2 separate regions of the Mus musculus genome follow, and region 2 is linked to region 1. Evidence: chromatin loops called from intact Hi-C (ENCODE). Cell type or tissue: heart. All regions are shown on one strand.

What was found. Hi-C counts contacts between places; a loop is a spot of excess contacts. Peaks named below come from ENCODE experiments on the same cell type or tissue, not always from the same donor. Only the 100,000 strongest peaks of a DNase experiment are listed, where the experiment ranks them.
Region 2: a loop joins it to region 1, with 5 times the contacts of the local background. A loop is called at or near these places in 12 of 42 quality-filtered maps.

The regions. Positions count from the first base shown.
Region 1 is chr17:26,506,060-26,514,059 of GRCm38, reverse strand. It overlaps Dusp1 (dual specificity phosphatase 1), which reads left to right and starts at 5,588. Exons shown (of 4, transcript NM_013642.3): 1 at 5,588-6,103; 2 at 6,341-6,486; 3 at 6,856-7,075; 4 at 7,410-8,000. The coding sequence starts at 5,737. The coding sequence ends at 7,780. In heart, CTCF peaks have their summits at 4,812, 5,968 and 7,809; DNase peaks (open chromatin) are centred at 1,449, 5,399, 6,549, 7,819 and 8 weaker places; H3K4me3 peaks cover 3,640 bases; H3K27ac peaks cover 7,509 bases.
Region 2 is chr17:26,581,287-26,589,286 of GRCm38, reverse strand. The region is part of intron 1 of Ergic1 (endoplasmic reticulum-golgi intermediate compartment (ERGIC) 1); the gene reads right to left. Among named protein-coding and RNA genes, the nearest start is that of 1700049J03Rik, 19 kb to the right of the region's middle. In heart, a CTCF peak has its summit at 4,573; DNase peaks (open chromatin) are centred at 4,576, 5,486, 6,066 and 6,736; H3K4me3 peaks cover 1,908 bases; H3K27ac peaks cover 4,911 bases.

The DNA of each region.
Region 1 (8,000 bases):
GTTTGCCCAACAAACTGTGCTTTGAGCATTGTACTGGGGACCAAGAGGAGTAATGACCTATGGCCAAACTCACATGCAGGAAGGAGGGGCAGATGGTCCTCATGGGGAAATGTTCCTACAGCAAAACTTTAGGAGGTATTATTCCAGAGACCAACGCATCTCTGTGCAGTGGTCTGGTGGGTTATGACTGCTGCCAGGTTATTGGGTACAGAGGAGCTCCCAGGGAGAAAGTGGCAGGCAGTGGAGCCATCTGCCAAGTGTGCTTCTAACCCACACTTGTTTAGAGTTCTCCAAGTACCTGGCATGGAAGAAATTCACAGGCATTCTTAAAGACACTTTGTTATCTCACAGACTGTGGGCCTACTATGTGCTGGGCATTATTACCACAGAGGAGAAAACCATAGGCCCTGCCTCGCACCCACTCCTCTGCCGACTTTCCAGGGTGAGGCCCCACGACAAGCCACCTCAGCTGCCATGAGCTCCTGAGGCTCCCCTGCTTGTTTGAGGCCATTTCCAGCTCTGATCATTGTGGCTGCCTGATAGTATATTTTAATTCTTTTCTATGATAAACTTTGTTACTTTATTGGACCTAAATGTCTTGGACTCTAATGCCCACTTCGCTAAGTCATGCACAGATCATAAAGGAAGTTCCTGACAGTTGTTAACTAGGGCAGGCCTCTGCTTAATTCCCACTTTAAGAACTGTTACGACACGGCAAATGTGCCTTCTGCACACTGAAACAGAGGAGCAAAGCAAGTAGCATTCTATGATGCATGCCCGGGGAAGAGTTTATAAATAGCCACCAAGTAGCAACAGCACAAGTCAACTGAACATGTCCCTGGGCCTTCCGGCTACCAGCCTGTGTCAGGGGCTGGGCAGACTTTCCCCTTTAGTGGAGTAAATATTTTGGGCTTTGTGCCACCGAGACTCTGTAGAGAGAGGTGGAGCTCGCTCTGATTCCTGGGTTGGACTGTGTTATTCTGTCTCTCTGCTGTTATATCACCCTACAGAACAGATGCTGTTCTTATTAGATGTGCAAACTGTGAAGGAAGTAATGCAATTTGTCCAACCAACACAAAGCCCGTGAGCTGGGCTCCTGGCCCAGGCTCAACAACTTGAACTTGGTGGTAATGATGATGCCACTGCCTTCCAAGGCTTTTGTCTTTTTTCCCCCTTGCTTTCAAATGTTACACACTGGAGTAAAAACCACCATTCTGTCTGTATTTCTAAGGAAGAGGATGCAAGGAGCACTGACCCCTAAAGATAAGCACTGTTAGCTTGAACATGCAGCTGGTACCACACTGACTCCTTAGGATGTTCTGAACACAGTGTGACTTTGGACAAGTTGCTTAACCTCTCTGAGCCTCACTTCTCTCAAAGGAGGGGCCTGGATGACAGGACACAGCTGCTCAGCCCTCCCAGGCCTGATCAGAGAACTGTGTGCAACAGTTACACAATCGAGGCTGGCTCTGTTCTCATGCCTGAATGGGGCGGGTGACATTATCCTTGCCAATCCATCAGGGTGAGCCTTAAAGGTATCAGGGACAGGAGGGCCTGGGTCAGAAGACCTAAGTGGGTTCAAACTCTATCCAGGGCTGCTGCAGGCATCTCTGCTCTCTGAGGAAAGGTCCAGGCCATCTGGGAGCCAGCTTGCAGAAACTGAGGTCTCAGGAGATGAGTTGATATGGCCCTGTGCCAGGTCTGCATTGACAACTCCCAGCTGTCTGACCCTGGGCATGTCCCTTCTCTGAGCTTAGTGACCACCCCCTTCCAGGACTGTTGAGGTCAGGAGGTGGCACCTGTAAAGCACCTGGCACTGAAGAAACTCACCAGCATTCTTATAGACACTTTGCTATCTCACAGACTGTGGGCCTACTATGTGCTGGGCATTATTACCGCAGAGGAGAAAAACACAGGCCCTGCCCAGCATCCAGCAAATCTGCAGACTAGTGGCATAAGTCAGGGTTAAGTGGCTTCCTCACCATCAGTCTTCCAGAGCCTGGGAAGGAAAGGGAAAGCCAGCAAGACTCTTCATTTGCTTAGCTCCTTTGCTGGATCTGCAGGGGAGAAGAGTCTCCGGAAACTCAGAAGGCAGGGCCAGGCAGGGCAGTGTGAGCAAAGACGTGGGGGTGGGAGAGACCTAGAACATTCACGGAACACAGGCTCACGGGGTTTTCTTGGAATCCAAGAGCAAAATCAAAGCAAGTGGAAATCAGCCAGAAGGCTAAGAAGACTGGGGACCCACACTGGTGTGCTGCTGGATTTGGGGGTGGGGGTGGATGGGAGTCACAGAAGGTTGCTGAACAAGAAGCATCTTGTAGCTTGGATTTAGAATGTACCCCCAAAGGCTTATGTATGGAAGCCCTGGTCCCCTATAGCAGTGCACAGAGAGGAACTTTGGGAAAGTGACATTTATCTCATTAATGGATATGAGAGCGGCTCAAGAGTTTGAAGGACTACAAGGCAGAGGTAGAAACTGTAGGAGGGGGCCCACTGAAGGGAACAGGTCCTTGTGACTCCTTTGTCTTCCTCTTTGCTCTCCTTTGAACTCCCTACCACAATCTTCCTCACCACAGGCCCATTGTGATGCTCAGTAACCTTGGGCTGGCACCTCCACCCCCACCCCTTTTTATTTGTTTATTTGAGACAGGGTTTCTCTGTGTAGCCCCGGCTGTCCTGAACTCGCTCTGTAGACCAGGCTGGACTTGAACTCAGAGGTCTGCCTGCCTCTGCCTCTCAAGTGTTGGCATTAAAAGCATGAGCCAACACCAGCCGGCCTCCATTTCCCCTCCTAAGCTGTTTATCTCAATGGCATTAAGCTGACTGACCCTGGAGAGACAGGGAAAGGTCTCTGAACGAGGGAAGATGGTAGAGGGATATCACTCCTCCTCTGGCAGCAGCTCTTCTGCAGGGATCCCACCAGGACTTTCTCCTGCCATTCTATTTCATTCTAGATGGGCATTATACTCCGTTTATAGATATAGAAGCCGAGGCTCAGAAATAAGTCCTTTACCCAAGGTTACGGAGTAGACAGTGAGAAGGATGCACTTTCAGCCATTATTGGGAAGCCCCTCCCCTAGCCCCACCCCAACACCAAGACAAATCCAAATGAGAGGAACTGACAGGTTCATAGGCTGGTGCCAAGCCTGCACACCGACTGTCCCCACAGGTCCCGTATAGAAGCTGCTGCTTCTCGCCCAGTCACAGGGAGCTGTGGCATGGTAAAGTGAATGAGGAGAGGCCACACAGTTAAAGGGGAGAGGCAGGCTAAGTCTTTTGGCTGATTCTTATCACCCCCTGTGGCCTCTAACGTTGCTTGTTGCTTCTAAACACACCTGGAATGGGGAGGCTCTCAGGTCAGGGAGGCCTCTCCTAGAGTTGAAATCTACTGCCTCACACTGTCCCCGGCCCTCAGCAGCTAAGCCTCCAATGCAGCAGCAGCCTCTCTGGTTCTGCCCCAGAAACCAAGGCATCCTCACTACCTGGATTGTGACCTGCGGCGGCTATACCTTTGCTAACACTCTCTGAACGAGTGGATCTTAGTGTAAGTCTCTCTGGCACCTGGAGAGAGCTTTCTCTCAACTGGGGCTCCAAGCAATCAATGCCTATAGGTGTCTCTCAAGTCGCACCTGGCGTGATTCCCTAAGGTTCTGAAACACACAGCACATGGCCCATGTGATCCAAGCATCATTGTGTTGGGAAGGGAAAAACTGAGAGTGGGTGACTCACGGGAGGGGAAAGGTCTGGGTGTTCTGCCCCTTCTGCTTCACAAGGGAATGCCACCGAGTCACGCATGGTACCAGCTGTACTGAAACTACCTTGCAGGCTCATCCGGGAAGAGGATGGCTGGCTCCCCAACAGTCAACTGGCAGCAGTTCCAGCTCTTTAGGCTCCTTCTAGGAAGGGAAGAGGGCAGAACTCCACAGCGACCAGCAGACCTCTGACTTCAGTGCCCAACCATGCCACTGTACTCATATAAAAAGGTCTTTTTGAAAAGTTTGGGTAGAGAAGGGTATAATGAATGGCCTTGCAAAAACAAAAATAAAAGGAAAATTTGAAGTTGGTATGCAGTTTGAAAAGGCAGCAGCTGTAACATTTTATGATTCAATGCAAAAAATATGTTGAGGTCCTCAGCTGAATAAGTAGAATAAACAAATAATTTTTTTCTTTCTGTCGCTCTTCTGAGATGTAGGGAGGGTGGTGTTATCTGAAGATTTCTTTGCTGTTCTTTTAGGATCAATGCTCAAAGGAATGTAAAAACGCCCTTTAAAAATAACGTATTCTGAATTTACAGAAGAATCTAGGCAGAGCGCAAGAGCTAAGAGAGGCCAAAGCGGACGTTGCTGGGCAAAGACACATGGTAGTAAGACACCTCCCCTTGCAAAGAGGAAGAAACCGCAGAATGTTCCTGACTCGGCACCCCTTCAGAGTGGTGCAATGTTTATGTTTGTGTATCCAACTCCGTGGTGTTGCGGCGGACTCACTGCCTACCCTGTAGTCATGGAGTTTTGTGGAAGGACACACACACACACACCATTTCGGTCTTCCCAGGTGTGATGAGTACAGTTTGTCCCACAGAGTGGCGGATTCAAGGCTCTTGGCCCTGAGTCCTTGGTGTGCTCAGCTTCTGTTCAGTGGAGATGAAAGGCACGAGGGCAGATGCCTTTAATCCTTAGTAAGTCAGGGACAGGAGGATCTCTATGAGTTCAAGACTAGCCAGAGCTACACAGCAAGATCCTCTCTGAAACAAACAAAACAAAACAAAAGAAAGTTGTGTTGGGGGACAGAGGAGCAGCGGCTAGCAGCATCCTCTTGATGCCACGCGACGACAATGTTCTGGGCCGTCCCTAGGCGGCGCTGTGGAGCTCTACCCAAGTCTCCCCCACCCCACCCCCCCAACCCCAATGTTAAACCTGGGCTCCAAAGATCTTGCAACCCTCCTCCCTTTGCTCCAAGTAAGTCCTCTAGGGACCACCGCGGTAAAGATAACACTCCGGGGTGGGGGGTGGGAACTAACTGGAAGCATTCCCTTGTTCAGCGTAAAACTTTTAAAGTGACATTCAAGAAGGACGTCTCAACTCTCGCCATTTGTCCTCGGTATAGCCAGAGGGCTATAGACCGAATTAGTCATCTCTCACTACCCACTCCCCTTTCCCGCTCAGCTCGCCACGCCCACCACTCCAGCAGCCAGAGCCGGGCCAGCTGAGAACGTGATACCAGGAGTGGCCCCGCTCGTTCGGCGGAGACCCGCGGAGGGGAGCAGGGCAGGTGTCCTCAGGCCGCGCGTCCTGGCCACCCGGGCTGGCAGCGCGCCGTCCTGCCTGCGAGCCCAGAGGACAGGAGGGTGGGGGCCGGGCTGCGAGCCAGCGCTCAGAGCCGAGAGGCTCCTAGGCCGATGACGTCTTTGCTTTTGGCTTTGGCGGCGCCAAGCTCGGTAGGGCGGGTGACGTCACCGCCCGGTCACGTGTCTGCCATTCAAACAAACAAACCGTTCTCCCCCACCCCCACCCCACCCCCCGCTTCTGTGCCGCGCCCGGGACCGCCCCCGAGAGGCTACATAAAACCGCGCTCCGTCGGACGAGCGCGCAGTGAAGGACTGGCGGGAGGAAAGCGCGGTGAAGCCAGATTAGGAGCAGCGAGCACTTGGGGACTTAGGGCCACAGGACACCGCACAAGATCGACCGACTTTTTCTGGAGAACCGCAGAACGGGCACGCTGGGGTCGCTGGGGCTGGCCATGGTGATGGAGGTGGGCATCCTGGACGCCGGGGGGCTGCGCGCGCTGCTGCGAGAGGGCGCCGCGCAGTGCCTGTTGTTGGATTGTCGCTCCTTCTTCGCTTTCAACGCCGGCCACATCGCGGGCTCAGTGAACGTGCGCTTCAGCACCATCGTGCGGCGCCGCGCCAAGGGCGCCATGGGCCTGGAGCATATCGTGCCCAACGCTGAACTGCGTGGCCGCCTGCTGGCCGGAGCCTACCACGCCGTGGTGCTGCTGGACGAGCGCAGCGCCTCCCTGGACGGCGCCAAGCGCGACGGCACCCTGGCCCTGGCCGCGGGCGCGCTCTGCCGAGAGGCGCGCTCCACTCAAGTCTTCTTTCTCCAAGGTACGCTCTAGCTCTGGCAGGACTTATGCCATCAGCTAGGGAAGGGGCGTCCCACCTGGAGTATGGGGGCGCCGGCGTCCAGTCTCCAGGGGCTTGTCAGTGGCTTTGTTTCACTCCCATAACAAAGACTTCCTTAAGCCTTCCTTGTAAACTCGCAGCCCCTGGTGGGTGAGTGGCTTGTCTCCAGGTACTGTGTCGGTGGTGCTAATGAGAAAATATGTACCTTTGTATTCTCAGGAGGATATGAAGCGTTTTCGGCTTCCTGCCCTGAGCTGTGCAGCAAACAGTCCACCCCCACGGGGCTCAGCCTCCCCCTGAGTACTAGTGTGCCTGACAGTGCAGAATCCGGATGCAGCTCCTGTAGTACCCCTCTCTACGATCAGGTTAGTAGGAGTCCGGGTCCATGCAGGGCAGGGAGGTGGCAGAGCTGGCAGAGGTCTAGGAGGATTGTGCCAGGAGGATATAGAAAGCGGCTGCAGCTTTATTTATACTAGCGGGGACACGAGGATCTTTAGTCCATCATGAAGCAATTGGATGGAGCTGAGTCTCCCAGTTGCTGGCACGGAAGAGCTTGTTGGCTCTGTCCAGGCCAATGGGCTTGATTCTTTACGAATATTTTAATATGTCAACAGCAGTGCTGAGGTCACCAGTTTCAGAAACTCCCGTTTTCAGCGGGGAGTTTTTGTGGGCATGGGTACTGGTGCTCACGCTGGACGAGCTTGACGAATGCTGGACTGTTTTTTTGACTTCAGGGGGGCCCAGTGGAGATCCTGTCCTTCCTGTACCTGGGCAGTGCCTATCACGCTTCTCGGAAGGATATGCTTGACGCCTTGGGCATCACCGCCTTGATCAACGTCTCAGCCAATTGTCCTAACCACTTTGAGGGTCACTACCAGTACAAGAGCATCCCTGTGGAGGACAACCACAAGGCAGACATCAGCTCCTGGTTCAACGAGGCTATTGACTTCATAGGTAAATGGAATAACTATCTGGAACCTCTGCTTCTGTCCCTACTGTAGCCACTGAGCCCAGTCTTTTGGGTGGCAGCTTAAATGATCCTCACCCAAGCCTTCCTCCTCACTGAGACTCAGTTGAACTGACTGTCTTGTCCAGGATTATAAGTGTAGATACCCAGTCCGGGTTTAAATCCCCTGCTATCCTTTGCATAGTATACACATAGGGTCTGCATGACTGCAAGAGGCAGACCCTGGCCATTTCTGGACAGGACACAAGACATTTCTTAGCCATCCTTGATCTGGGCTCAGCTGTTCTGAGTTTTTGAGTAACCCATAACTTTATTTTCCAGACTCCATCAAGGATGCTGGAGGGAGAGTGTTTGTTCATTGCCAGGCCGGCATCTCCCGGTCAGCCACCATCTGCCTTGCTTACCTCATGAGGACTAACCGGGTAAAGCTGGACGAGGCCTTTGAGTTTGTGAAGCAGAGGCGGAGTATCATCTCCCCGAACTTCAGCTTCATGGGCCAGCTGCTGCAGTTTGAGTCCCAAGTGCTAGCCCCTCACTGCTCTGCTGAAGCTGGGAGCCCTGCCATGGCTGTCCTTGACCGGGGCACCTCTACTACCACAGTCTTCAACTTCCCTGTTTCCATCCCCGTCCACCCCACGAACAGTGCCCTGAACTACCTTAAAAGCCCCATCACCACCTCTCCAAGCTGCTGAAGGGCAAGGGGAGGTGTGGAGTTTCACTTGCCACCGGGTCGCCACTCCTCCTGTGGGAGGAGCAATGCAATAACTCTGGGAGAGGCTCATGGGAGCTGGTCCTTATTTATTTAACACCCCCCTCACCCCCCAACTCCTCCTGAGTTCCACTGAGTTCCTAAGCAGTCACAACAATGACTTGACCGCAAGACATTTGCTGAACTCGGCACATTCGGGACCA
Region 2 (8,000 bases), 75 kb before region 1:
ACATTGGAAAATAACCCCCATACTTCTTAGAAGAACACAGATCTAACTTTTGGCTTTTTAAGAAATGCTATGAAATTGTGGAGGAGAAGGAAGTAGCTTCAGGCTGGACCTCTAAGAACTACCAGCATCGAGTTCCTGGAAGAGGCAGGCCATGCCACATGAGCACCGGCGTCCCCAGCCTGATATCGAAGTCTGTTGTGCCAATGGCGGATCTGGCCAGTGGTCATGTGGACACCCAGAAAAGACAGCAAATACTTCCCATTTCTCTTTCAGGTGTCTCAGTAATCTTAAAAGAAAATCTCACCTGGCATCAGCAGACCTTTGAACATCTGATCATCTCACTTTGGTGGAGAGTCGCTGGGAGGGGGAGCAGCGTCTCATGCAAGCTACCTTGCCCAGCAGTCCACTTCTGTATTGGAGATGTGTATCATGTACATGTGGTGTGTACAGGTGCTTGCAGAGGTCAGAGGAAGACCCTGGGTATCTTGTTCTGTTACTCTTCATCTTACTCCCCTGAGACAGGGTCTCTCACTAAACCTGGAGTCAAGCTAGTGGCCAGCGAGCTTCAGTGATCCTCCAGTCTCTGAGCCCTAGCAACCCAGTTCTGAAGTTACCTGTGAGTGCCAAGTATTTGAACTCAGACCCTCACACCATGTAGCAAATGCTCTTACCCACAAGGCCATTTCCCTAGTTCCCGAAGATGCAACTTTAAAATATAAGCCCGTATTCCTTGTAAAATAACAAAAAATAATTCGAAAACAATCTAATATAACAGTGCTTGGGGTAGAATCCAAGACTTCACACACACCAGGCAAGCACTCTACCTCGGAGCTACCTCCAACCCACAACCTCAATAATCCCCGCTCAAGCCTTCTCCCCGCTCAAGCCTTCTCCCTGCTCACTTAAGGATGCCGGGGATTCACTGGTGAGGACTGTTTTCCACTTGTGGGGATGACATCAATGTTTGCCTTTGAAAATCCATCCATTTGAGCTTCTAAAAAAACGAAGACTACTCAAGTAAAATATGCTGTGTGCATAGGGTGGTGGATGTGTGACAGACGCAGCAAACACTGTGAGGGTGCCAAGAGTGGCTGCTGTGTGGGCCACACTGGAAAGGATCATAGGACAAGCCCCGTTTCCTAGCTGGGAGCCAGTGACACCAGCAAGGGGCATACTCCCCCTCTCGGGAGGGGCGGCCCAGACCCCCATTAGGAAACGCTATTCCTGGCAAGAGTGAATACATTCCAAAGAGACACATGTGTCCCTCTCTTCGGCTATCGGAATATTGAGTCCATATAGCTCAAGGAATTGGAATCTCCCCCAGGAACCTCATGCTGGAGAAGGCTGCATGGAGCCTGGTACCAGCCAGAAAGACATTCCAGAGTCCCAACTTGTCCACCTAGCAGGAGAGCCTGCAGCCCAGAGGAAGAAGAGCGGGGCACACTTTGATGGGGACTCTGGCCTTCTGTTTAAACCTAAATCTCCCATCAGGAGCCCTCAACAGAGGCTGCTGGGTCTCCTTATTGGTTCCTTTTTCCAATGTGGCCACACTGACCTCCACGGAGACCAATGAGAATGGTGGTCAAGCTTGGTTGTCAGTTGCTGCCGGGGGCCAGGCTCTGACTCTAGCTCAGATAACAAGGCCAGCTAACCTGCTGGGGAGAATTGTCACAGAGATAATTTTACACTTGGAAAGCGTCTACCTTCCCAACGCCATCCTCCACTAAGCCTTTCTCCAAACATGTACGGTTGTCCCAGATATCCTGGAGGACTAGCTTCAGGACTTCCTTCCTCAGAAACTCCAGGGACACGCAAATGTGTTGTATAGAATGTATATGGTAGGTAGAGAACTCATACATCCTTCCATATACTTGAAATGACTTCTCAGTGACTTACCCAAGAACACACTGTTGGTGAGTATACCAAACAGCATTGTTCAGGAACAAGAACCATACAGGGAAATCTATACACAGTAAAGACAGACATGATTTTCTGAGTATTTCCCATGGTTATCTGAATCTGTGAATGTACAGCCTGTAGGTTCAGAGGGCCCATTGCGAACAAGCTCTACCACGGAGACAGACTGCCAGCCCTCTTTTTTCTTTTTCTTTTTCTTTTCCTTTTCTCCTCCTCTTCCTCCTCTTCTTCCTCCTCTTCCTCCTCCTCTTCCTCTCCCCCTCCTCCTCCTCCTCCTCCCCCTCCCCCTCCTCCAGAGATAGTCTCTCCCTAAGTGCACCAGACAGGTCTTGAACTTGTGATCATCTTGCCTCAGCTCCAAAATAGCTGGGATGACAAGCCACTAGGCCCCTCACATTTTCTCCTCTTGCTCTTCTCTTTTCTTCTTTTTATGGATGGAAAGAAATTCAGCATAAACTTTGCACTTTAGACTTTTTGTTTTGTTTTGGTTTGGTTTGGTTTTGGTTTTTCGAGACAGGGTTTCTCTGTGTAGCCCTGGCTGTCCTGGAACTCATGTTGTAGATGAGGCTGGCCTCAAATTCAGAAATCCGCCTGCCTCTGCCTCCTGAGTGCTGGGATTAAAGGCGTGCACCACCACGCCTGGCTGACTATTTCTATCTCCAGAGGATAAACATGACTGCAGGTTCCCACCAGCTTCCTGGATGAGATGCTAACATCTCATGTAACTGAAATTCTCAAAACTAAGAAACTTGACATGATCCCATCAACTAGGCCACCAACTTTCTCAGGGTTTGGCTCTCTTGTCTTTCTGCTGGGCTCAGGTACCACACTGCATTCAGTTGTTGGAGCCCCCCCCCCCCAGGTCTGTGACTGGTCCTCAACTTTCTGCAGTAGGAAAGACAAGGAAATCATAGAGATGTGAGAAATGAAAAAGGGCCCCTGACTCTGAAGTCTCCATGGAGCCTCTAAGTGGCTGAGAAGCCAGACTAGACAGATGGTTGACAGTAGATAGATAGATAGATAGATAGATAGATAGATAGATAGATAGGTAGATAGATGGATGGATGGATGGATGGATGGATGGATGGATGTATGGATGATAGACCTACAATAAGTAAAAGATGACTGTAAATGAGATAGATACTTTATAATTTACCCATATAGAGATATTGTTAAAATGGTAATGAACTGGACATCATCTGTGACTCTCCTAAGCAGGACTATTAACATTGCTGACAGTGGGGATCTCCAACTGCCTGTGACCCACCGTCTCAAGTGCGACCCTGTCAGGTGCCCTTCAGGACTACCCAGAGATCTCACTCGGGTTCTTAGCAGATAACAAACCCTTTGAAGATATTATCTTTTAAATCCACCATAATCCTGTACCTGTCCATTGTAAAGACAAAGGCGTGTGGCCCTCAGAGAAGCCCACACCCAGGCTCTCTGGTGTCTTACTCTCTTCCCAAACACCTCATTTCCCCTTAGTACTTGGGCCAAAAACTAACATTAAAACCCCCCTCGTGGGCTGGTGAGATGGCTCAGTGGGTAAGAGCACCCGACTGCTCTTCCGAAGGTCCAGAGTTCAAATCCCAGCAACCACATGGTGGCTCACAACCATCCGCAACAAGATCTGACTCCCTCTTCTGGAGTGTCTGAAGACAGCTACAGTGTACTTACATATATTAATAATAAAATAAATCTTTAAAAAAAAAAAAAAAAAAAAAAAAAAAAAACCCCTCGTGAACTCCAATTCTCTTCATGTTGAATCATCATGAAATTCTTCTCCGCAGTGAAGCCAGGAATCAAGGGATTTCCTGAGTGGAGGAGGCCTCTGAAGGGCACCCTTCAGACTGCTGCAGTCTGTCCCCTCCCCTGGTTTCACTGGTAGTTTTTAGAAGGTCCCAGCCTGGGTTTGTCAGATGCTGCCAGGTGTCACCTCTTGTGGCTCTAACAGATTGGGTAAGTTCTGCCCCGAGGTTTACCTGGCCTGTGGTTCTAAGCATGGGGCATTTGAAGAACATAGCATCGGCGCTCAGGTGCGGCTCTGTGCTGCCTCGGCTAGAAAGAAGGGGGGCTCTTAAAGTAACCCCCATTCTGCCCTCTGGAGATGCAGCTCAGCCGTAGAGCACACATGCAAAGGCTCTGGGTTCCATCCCCAGCACGGCACGAACAAGCAGACACCTTGAAACGCCATCAAATGACGCCTTAGAAGCAACATGGAGGCATCAGCTGAATCTAGAATATGGAGCAAATGAAAACAGCTCAACCCCCAAGCCCAGCAGCTGTCGGCCCGTACCCATGCTACACTGTACAACCCCACTGTTTGTAAGCCCAGTCCCTGGGGCTTTTCTTGGCATACAGCAGAAGCCCAGTGCATTCCTCAAATGATCCAAGAAACGAAGTGATAGATTCAGGGGACACGCCAAGCAGCAAGTCTGTTCCCTGTACCCGTGGGCTCCAGCGCCAGTCTACTCTAGCAAACTCTCCTGCCCGCTGGAGGAAAACAGAAAGGGAGGGTGAGTCTAATTTTGCCCTGGAATGTGGCCTTTTTCAGTCAGCTGGAGAGGGTGATAAGGAAGTGGCCATGGGAACCGTGGGAATGGGGAAGGCAGACCCCATTCACGCAGAGCAGGAGGCGCTAGCCCTGGTGGAATGTGCAGGGTGTGGGGCGCCAGGAAGCAGAATTCCTGAATGACTGGCTAGGGCTGGGCCTCAGGACCGCAGTCCCCTAGGGAACCCGTGCGGCCAAAGGCAGTGTCTCATCAAAACAGGAAGATCACAGAGGAAAAATGCACATGTAAGCGGACTGGTATTTACAGGGATCGGCCCCGCTGTGACCCTAGCAGGGGTATAGAGGGGATGCAGGGCAGAGAGAAGAACTTAGGGTCGGCCATGCTAATTCTCTGGTGTGGTGCAGAGTCTTCTATGTAGGCCACACACTGCCTCCCAGCCCTGCAGCCTAAGAAGCTATAAGGAAAGGTATGGAGAAGAGGACCACAAACAGACTTCCTGGGTATGTCCCACAGGCTACTGACAAATGCCCTGTCAGGGCTTTCTCACCACATGCCTAGCCTGCAACAGCTTCGACCCTTGGACAGTAGGGATTGCTGCTCCCATATTCGCAGGGTGTTAAAAAGGCTAAGATAACAAACTTTGACCAGTGTGCACACTGGCTGGCCAGGGTGGACAGCTGTTCCTGCGTCTGGGCTGGGTTGACACTGTCACATACCACGACCCTGGAATACTTAGCTGAGATGCCTCCAGCCCACTCTGTGCTCAAGATCCTGGGATACTGTCCTTGAACCTGCGACTCTTCTGTGAACCAGGATCCTCTTCTGCCTAAGAGGATGCTACAAGAGGCTTCTGGCCCCGGAGATGGCACACGCAGTAGTTCATGTGTGCCACACAGCTTTGCCCTCACACAATGTGTGGATTATCAGCCCAATGTTACAGATGAGAAGGCAGTGCCACAGTGATGACAGACCGACACAACTTCCCACGGCCAGCAAGGGGTGGAGCCCAGGCTGGGACCATTCCCTACTACACACAAGTCTGGCCAAGTCTTCAAGACTCATTGGGGCTGGGGGAGGAGAGGAGTCTCCGGTCCAGAGTCTCTACAGGGAAGTGACAGGAAGAGAGGAGAGGCATCTTCCTGAAAGCACTGGACAGGAAATGATGCTTCTACTATGGAAGTGGCAACAACCTGGATGTGAATGAGGACTGACCCCAGCCATGCCCATCGCTAAGTCCTTCTCCAGCATCAAGCAGGCCACTTCATCTCTGCAACAGTGCCGTGAACCAGGCACTGGCCTCCATCCCCTTTCACAATGAGCAAACTGAAGCCCCACAGGCTCCCTTGCTCACCAGTGCAAGAGTCAACACAGAGAGTGTGAATGGGCATGGACATATGTCAACATGGCCCTAAAGTCTACTGGCCCACGGGGGACTCCAATACTTTTAAGTTCCCCAGCTAGGGTGTCCCCATGTAGGCTCTCTGGCCCTTGGTGACACTCACCTAGAGCTGTCTGCACACCCAGTACTCTCCTAACATTCTCTATGTGCAGTGCTTCATTCACTCTTGCCACACCCCTGAGGGAGGCAGAACGCTGCTTCCGTTGGTAAGTGGAGGTAGTGAGGAGTGAGGCCAAGGAGGCAAGCTAGAACTCAGTCTTAGTTCTCTGCCCCGCCTCCATGAACGAGGCAAGGTGACGGACAGTCGGCCTAGAAGGGAGAGCACACCCTCTGCCATCTTTGAAACTGGGCCTACCCATGCCACCAGGCCTTCAGCTACTTTCTTCTGCGCCTACGTGTTTCTCCACGCAGCTGCTCCTACCTTCCTCAGAATGACATCTGTTCTAGAACCTTCTGTGGCTCCCACCAAGTGACCAGCATGTGAAGGTCCACCTCAGCTGTCTATTCCATCTCTCACTGCCCTCCCACCTCACAGTACTCACTGGGGACAGACATTACAATGTCACAATGCCATCTCTTCCCTCCAACTCACATTTGTCTACATGCCCGCGTCTAAGAAGCCCCTGCCACACTGACCCCCTCACACATCTACCACTTGCTTCTCTTCCAGTCAAACGTGTGACTCCTCCCCACCTCCCCCGGTGGGCTCTGCCTCTTTTAAGTCGGGTTCCCGTCTACCTGCCTGGGCCCTGCTGAATGTTCAGCATGTCCCCGCTTCTCCAGCCTTACTGCAGCCTTGCCACTCTCTCAAGCCCAGCCCTTCATAGTTGTGACACGCTGTCTGCCCTGGAACAGGGGTATCACTAGGTCAGGTCTTCTGTGGCTAGAGCGCTTTGGTGAGCTCCTGCCAAGATGCCTTGTACTGCGTCACCCGCCCATTGTCTTTTCATTAACTGGCTGGATGTGACTTACAATTTAATAAGGGACATGTGATGAATTGAAGGTCAAGGTTTTCAAAACATCTTTCAATGTGGAAAATGTGAATCAAAGAGAGATCTTGGCAGTCAGACCAGCTGCTAGCAGAGCCAGCTGCTGCCAGTCTGATGGGTTGCTGTTAGAGCTGAGCCTGTGCAGACATCCACCCTGAGAATCCCTGGCCTGCAGACCTCTGGTCCTGGCTATATGAAGCCCGGAGGGCATGCTCCTTCCCAGGCCTCAGGGAACTGCTTACCCACCACGAAGACCCACTCATAACGGCCTTTTCCTCCAGAGCAGCCTGCAACTTTCTGTTCCAGCACCAAACCAGCCCTGCTTATCATTAAGTCCTCAGAATAAAGACCATGGAAGAACCTTCTAGAATCCTGAACAAAGTTAAAGCTCTGGGCATTCTTGCTAGAAAACTTTTGGTCATGGACTCCTGTGGAAAGCAAGCCTCAGCAGGGTGGGCACCATGTCCACAAAGGTCGGGTGGACACCCATCCTCTGCCTGATCAGTGGCATGCAGCTGTCAATGCGTGAGTGATAAACAGACCAGTGACGTTTGGGACGTTTGGCTGAGATTTGAGTTGGCTTAGTAGATTTGATTTGCATTGAAGTTTTCGCCCAGCCAAGCATGTGCACAAGCCTGGGGAACGGGATGGAGAGCATGAATGAAGAGGCAAGGTGATGTCCTCCTGTCCTTCCCTTACTGTCTTCTGTTCCTACTCATGCTGTAGGAATCTAGGAAATGGCACTTTAGGGGAGGTGGGGGCTGATGCAGTGACCTGTAACACTCACGCTGTGCCTGCCCCACTAAGGGCAGTCAGCCCCATAGTGGCCTTGTCCAACACCAATACCCCAGGCAGCTCTTTAAAGGCTTCATTTTAGGAGCCCCAGTGGTCGAGTACCTACGGGTCAAGTGACCTCTCAGAAGTTAACTTTTCTTTGGCGGGAAGGGAGACTGAGCAAGTCTGACTCCAGCAGCACATGTGCAGATCCCACCTAGAACAGTCATTTAAAGGAGGTGGGAAACCATTATGAAGTTACACTCCTGGGCTTTGGTTTCTGTTTCTTAAATTGCTTTTCAGGTAAGTCCCATGTGGTCCCTTAGCAACAATCAATGGCTGAATACTTCCAACACACCAGGCACACAAGAGCCTGGCCTGGACTTTTCGGTGTCCCTGAGAGGCAGG